Linked DNA regions of Homo sapiens: region 1 is linked to region 2. A link is a contact called in ENCODE Hi-C data. All regions are on one chromosome and are shown on one strand. The core of a region is the stretch at or near the end of the contact, and the rest is flanking DNA. Distances in the headings are between cores, read along the strand shown.

Region 1 (3,344 bases), core at 836-3,335, 5.6 Mb after region 2:
TGTAAAGCTGTCAGCACATCTCTAACATTACTTTGTCAGGATCCACCTGCTCTATGCTGCCCACTATAGGAAATGCAATATGGTAATAAGAAATGTAATAGAAGGTTACTTTAGTACAATCTCATAAAAAACATACTCTGACTCTACTTGGATGCTAAATGTGGTGTTTTTGCAAGAGATACAGACTGATTAGTGGCAATCAAATTTATTAACTGTAAAGGACATCAATAAGAACAGACAGGACCAGAAATTGTATCTTGGTGATCCACATGCCAGGAGTAGCGCGGCAGAGGATGGAGAGTGGAACTTAGCGATTGAGGCGCAGCCTGCAGAAAGCTGCACTTCTGCACTAGAGATTAAATAAGAGGGTCAAAATCAACATAAACTAAACCCTTTTTCAAAGTCATGTAAACACAAATGATTGCTGCAACTGGAAAACAACATTGAAAATAAATGATTCGTGTGATGCATATCGATTTCAACAAACCTTTCCTTAAACCTTTAACGTTACTCTTACAAGCAAATACCGTTAATAGCTTACTTCTGTCTTAATTTTTCTAACCACAGGAAAATTGAAACATAAGTAATCTGATAAACATCAAGTTTTACGTTGATGCTTTTGACCACAGGGTATATACAGTGTTAAGAATTTAAATTCTATCCATCAGATATACTTTAGGACTCCATTTTGAAGATAGCCTCTTCTACAGAAAAGAAATTTTTAAAAGTCAATTCTCCAGTTTCTCATCACATCTTAATTTTTTTAAAAAGGCTTTTAAACACTAGTATCACTCCAAGTCTTTAGCCTTTGATACTTGCTCTGAAAACACACTATCGTATGTTTGTGTATGTACACACACACACACAACAGTGACTTAAAAGTGGCAACCGCCTCTTGAAAAGTAAAAATATGTCATCCCTCCATTCTGCCCTTAAATGAGAAATAAAGACAATAGATTTGCCCACTGCAGACTGGGATACCAGAAAAGACGTTCTAAGTCTCGCCTGAGACAATATTAACCTGCTATCTTAAGTCCCAACTTGGATGACTTAAATTTCAGTGTACGTGCCTCCGTTCCCACTCTTGCCCCATCAGCTCCATCAGCATCGTCATCCCCGGCTCGGATCCCGGCCGCGACCCGCCAGGGCCGCCGGAGTCCGCGAATACCGCCCGCTCCCAGCAACGAAGCTCCCCGGCTCCCGGCCGACCGCGAGTTCCTGGAGCAGCAGCCTCCAAGGTTCCCAAAGCCCACGATTCAGGCGAGCGGTGCCGACCGGGCCGTGGACTGTGGCATTTTAAAACTACAGAAGTCTCACTGCACGACTGGCGCGGCCGAGGTGGCCCAGGAGACCCTCCAAGAGATTCTGGTCAGCTGCCGGGAGCGTGGAAGAGCAACCAAAGCCACCAAGGCGCCGCGCCAAGTCCCCGGAGCAGTCACCTCAGCTTTCCGTTCTCCCTCTAGTTACAATTACTCCACAGGCTTCTGGCGCTTCCTTCGAGAAAATGAAAAACTAAAAACGCGTAGAGGTGGTAGAAGTCGTTGGCATTTTCCGTTTAATGTGATCCCCCAGGCTCCATCCCTTAAGTGGGGTTTCCAAACTCGGATGCATCCTCAGCAGAGGTTTTCCATGTTGACAGATCTCTCGCCTCCCACAAAATGGGGCCGGGGAGGCGGCCGCGGTCTCCTCTATGGGCGCCGCCATTTTGTGAGGCGGCGGCGGCGCGGCGGCAGGAGCCCGGGGTGTGTATAATGGTTGAATAGAATGACCCCCTCCAGGGAATCCCCGGCACTGACGGTTACGTAAGGGGCTGTGCGCAAGTGCGGCGTTTAGGGAATCCGCACAGCCCGGGCCACGCAGCTCCGAGGCCCACATCTCCACTTCCCCTAAGAGGACCGATGGGGGAAGGGACAGCTGACCGGGTCTTCCTCGCAGCAGCCTCACCCCTAGTCTTCCGCGGCCGGCGAGCTTCTCCACCTCCCCGGGCCGGGTCTCCGCCCCTCACAGGCTTCCGAGACACTCACTGGCCCTGGGTTGTCAGGATCTTCCTAGCCACAACCTTATTCCGACCCCACTTAAGAGACAAACTTTAGTTGGGAAATAAGTCCGTTTCCTAGAGTGAGCACCGGAAGCAAGCTGCACTATATTACATAATTTTTCACCTCCAAAGCAATGTTCCCATTGGAACGACTACCTGAAATAACCCATCCAGACCCCTACTACCCTGTGACCTTGGGTTAGGCAGTGACTTTGCCCGTGGTGGCCGTCACTAAAATGGGAATAATAATACGTTTCACGTACTGTAATCTTAATTAACATTTGTAGCAAAGAGCCGGCTCCAACACCCCTCGTAAATGCAAATTTAGGTGGTAGTATTTGTTGAGATGTTTTGACTCATTTAAGCAAAGGGTTTTTTTAACCTTCAAAATATTTTAAACGAGGATTACATTTAAGACATTTGAAAGCAAGGAAAAACGTTTTATTCGGTATTTATTTTAAACGCAGCAATCTTGAAGAGACCTTACTATAAAAATGTAAACCTTAATTATTATTGTCGAAGTTCGATAGATTGCTTCCCAACCAGTTTAGTTAGTTTGCATAACTTTGCTCATAGAATACTCCAGTTTGATATGTGAAGCCAACCAGCGGCAAGATGAATTAAGAGCATTACTCTATTTCCACAGAACTAGGACAGACAGTTCACATTGTATTTAACGTATAGTTTGCTAAAGTTAGCGTGTGGATAATTCATAGAAAATGTGCTAACCAGGCCCCAAAATACTAGCATACGGCTCATAAAAGCCGATTCCTTTAGATTTTACAAAAACAGAAGGTAACAAATTGACTTTATTCCGATCTGTGAATGTTGCGTAGCGTGAGGGGCTACCCCGGTGAGCTTCCTTTCCCTTCAGAGCGCCACACCGGTTCTGTCGGGCGGGCGGGGACTCCGAGGCGGCCCTTCCAACAGCCGGGCCGGGGACGCGAACATCGCCTCCACCCCTAACCCTGGAACAACCGGTAGTGGCCGTTTCCCCGCACCGCCCCCCTTTCCGCCGGCTTTGTGTGCGTGTGAAATGTGCGGCACATTGCAGACGAACCCTAAGCCCGGCGAGTCGAGTCTATTGTTCCCCGCGAGGATCTGCCGGGGCGGTGTGGAGCCAGGCGCAGTGCCGCGGCCAGCCCTCGGGGGTCGCTGTGTGGCACTGGCTGCCAGGCCGTGGCGGCGGCAGAGAGGGAGGCTGGCGGGGAGGGAAGCAGGCGGGCGGCGCGCAGCGGCTCAGCTGCCGCCGGTGCTTCTGCCCGGGGACGCCCCGGCCTCAGCGGCCGAGGCCGCGCGTGAATGT
Region 2 (3,289 bases), core at 309-2,808:
ATAGATAATTTGGTTCCCAACTGGAAAGCAGGAGAGGAAAAACAAAGAGGAGAATGGATAAAAAAGGATTCAAATGAAAAAGTTGGAAAAACAGAGGAGAATGGAATTTACTTGGGAAAAGAATGAAAGCTGAAAGGCAATAGAAAAAGCATAAAAGCAAAAGGAGATGCCATCTAAAGACAAATGCTAGATAAGCAAAGAGGGCAGGGGTCGCTAATAAACCTTTCAGAGTCCAGAATTACTTAACTCTAAATATTATCTCACTGTAACTTGACGATGGTCTAGGTTCCAGGCTGGGAGCCCCAGAAAACGAAAGGGGCTAGCAGTGGAGAGGCAAGGTGGGACAGTGCAGGAAAGCAGAGACCCTCGTAAGCTCAAGAAGCAGCATCAGGTTAGGCTGGATCAAGGAAAGAGCTGGTGCTCAGCTAGGTTTCTGGAAGTGCTGAGAGGCAACAACCACTTGGACTGACTGGTCCGTGGCCTATCAAAGATTCCACGTGCGCTCGAGGGAGACTAGAGTGACACCCCCTCCCCCCCGACCCTCCCACCTCCCGGGAGAGCCTTGGAGGCTGGACCAACAAACAGATGGGCTCTGGAGGCCAGAGAAGTGGAGGATTCTCTGACCCTGGGAGACCAGACGGGGACCCCGATGGGCAAGAGGCACGCAACACCCAGGGTCAAGGGCGGTGACAATGGGATCCCGGGCGCCCTTCACGGAGCCCGAACTCACCGATGCCGAGTCCCACGACCAGGCGGCCGGCGAGCAGTGTCTCCTTGTTGTTGGCCGCAGCCAGCACCGCGGAGCCGGCGGTGAAGAGGGCACTGGCCAGGAGGATGGCAGCGCGGCGGCCGAAGACGCCGTTGAGGGCGCCTCCGGCCAGCGCCGAGACGGCAGCCGCCCCCACCGTGCTGGACACCAGCAGCTCCTGCCACAGCGCGTCCAGACTGAGCTGCCGCTTGAGCAGCAGCATGGCCCCTGACACCACCCCGGTGTCATAGCCAAACAGGAAGCCGCCCAGCGCGGAGAAGACGGCCACCACGTACACGAAGGCGGGGGTCTCGTCCTGCTGGAACTGCCGCCGCGCCGCGCGCTCCAGGTCCCCGACGCCGCCGCCGCCCGCGCCCGCGCTCTGCAGGCTGGTGCTCGATTCGGCGGCAGCCAGGAGGCTGCACTCCCCGGCCGCGCTCGCCGCGTCCGGCTCCGGCTGCTTCCTGCGCCGCTCGCCCATCAGGCTGCTCAGGCTCCGCAGCGTGTACTCCACATTCTCGCTTGCCTTGCGGGACATAGGGCAGGGGCCCGGGGCTGCCCGGGGGGACGCGGCTCCGCGGGCCGGCAGTCTCGGCGAGCTAGACAGCCCGAGCCGGCGGGAGCAACCGCCGCTGCCGCCGCTTTCTTCCTCCCGGCTTCCGCTCCGGCTGCCACGGCAGCAGCCGCCGCCACGGCCGCTCCGGGGAGAAAGTTGCTGCCCGCCGCGCTCCGACGCTGCGGAGTTGGAGCCCGGCGGGTCTCACTCCACACTCACGCCCCGCGCCTGCCGAGCTGGCGCTGCGGAGCGGGCGGGAGGCGGGACCGCGGGTCACGTGCAACCCCGGGCCGGCGGGGCGGGGCCCGGGAAACGTCCCGCCCCCTCCTTGGGCGGGGCCAGGCTCAGCCCGCCCCGGACCCCTAAACCCCGCCCTCCCGGTGGGTGCGACCTCTGACCTAGGCTCCCTCATTTAGGGCTCTGGCAACCGTATGGAATTAACCCTGCCTTCCGAGCTGCAGCGGTGGAGCAAGCCAATGTGGCGATGCCATCAGGCAACAGGCTTCCAGACGGGAAGCCACCCAGAATGTTTGCCGTGTTTGGAGAGGAGGGAGAGAGCACCTAAACCAGCCTCACTGTCCTTCCAGCAGCCTAGAGAGAGGGCTGGAAAAAATATCCTAGAATAGGACCTAGCAAGTACCCTTCCTTTTATAGTATTGTGACATTACCCAGCGTGGTCTACTTCCCTGGCATTAAATGTGTTTGTTCTGGAGCAATTCAGGGCTGCATGCTCCCATTTCTATAGCTAGTTTCCACTCTCATCGCCAGTCCCTCCTCAATTTATGCTTATTTTAAAGGAATGGTACATTTGATTCTTTGAGGACAGAGAACATATCTCTGTGGTGAATCCCAAACCCTCCTTCCATGGATCCCCGACCTGTAAAAGAAAATTCACATATATGCATTCCACTCATGTAACGGGTAATTCCCAGAAATAGAAAGAAAACTCAAGACCCTGATTTGTGATTCGGCAGGCAGTCTCCATTTCCCCGCCCCAACATGCTAACCAAAAGGTAGGATAGCTTCTCTCCTGAGAATCCCCACTGTTGCCCTCCATGAGGCACTGTTTTAACAGCCTCATTTACTTGAAACAAAGCAAAGATAACGTTATTTGCAACCAATTTTTTAAACTGTTGAGTGAATTAACAGTTGTTGGTTCATTTGGGGTTTGTTTCCCCCTTTAATTTAAATGTTTTTAAAATATACAGTTGCGCATCAGGGGCTAAAGATAGTTTGTTTTGTTTTGTTTTGTTTTTGAGACAGATTCTCGCTCTGTCGCCCAGGCTGGAGTGCAGTGGCGCTATCTCGGCACACTGCAGCCTCCGCCTCCCAGGTTCAAGCGATTCTCCTGCCTCAGCCTTCCTAGCAGCTGGGACTGCTAAAGATGTTTTGTGCCTCTAATTTGCTTTCATTCTTCAGGCTGAGGGCAAAAAGTCAAGCATCATATGATTCTATTCCTACAATTCCACTGCTCTTTTATTTCCCTTATTTGAGCAAAAGCTTTCTTAGCCTGGGGCCTATTTTTCATGCAGCTATAACTTTTTTCCTTTCAGACAAAAGGATTTTGTCATTCCTGTTTCAGTAAAAACTTATATTAGAATTTGTCAAAACTGCTTTCGTTTTGATTATCAGTCACGATTATCTCTACAATATAGTACTTTCCTTGCCAGCAACAAGGAAAAATAAACTAATGAAGCCAGACGGCTTAACTATTTAAATGTTATCGTCTGGCTTTAAAGCAAGGCTCTACCGTCATTCCCAGGCATCAGTTAAACAGAGAGAGCCTTTAGATCTGCAGCAATGAACTCTTTAATATTCAGACCTCGGACAATATTGCAGGTGAGAGCGCGCCTTTTCCGCGGCATGCTACGGTATAGTAAAACTGCGCCCCCTGGTGGTGAGCCAATTCCCACGGCTTCTGAAGAGAAGGGCTCCGCAGATGAGAAGCATCTGGTTCTTTGACAGTTCCCTCTTGCTGAGATGAA

The links. A loop is a pair of places that touch in the nucleus more often than their neighbours do. Pooled maps may share reads with other maps.
Region 1: a loop to region 2 is called in a map of naive thymus-derived CD4-positive, alpha-beta T cell, with 14 times the contacts of the local background. The contact joins the promoter of LINC00938 here to the promoter of SLC2A13 in region 2. A Hi-C loop is called at or near these places in 1 of 168 maps with a recorded cell type or tissue (naive thymus-derived CD4-positive, alpha-beta T cell), 1 of 37 single-sample maps with no recorded cell type and 6 of 50 pooled maps.

Annotation. Positions count from the first base shown.
Region 1 is chr12:45,725,836-45,729,179 of GRCh38, forward strand. LINC00938 (long intergenic non-protein coding RNA 938) reads right to left here and starts at 2,086. Exons shown (of 1, transcript NR_028408.1): 1 at 1-2,086. RefSeq lists enhancers at 714-1,676, 1,382-2,101, 1,677-2,639 and a silencer at 3,152-3,344.
Region 2 is chr12:40,104,523-40,107,811 of GRCh38, forward strand. SLC2A13 (solute carrier family 2 member 13) reads right to left here and starts at 1,559. Exons shown (of 10, transcript NM_052885.4): 1 at 731-1,559. The coding sequence starts at 1,286. RefSeq lists silencers at 993-1,082, 1,093-1,162, 1,183-1,442, 1,463-1,712, 3,094-3,223 and an enhancer at 2,713-2,882.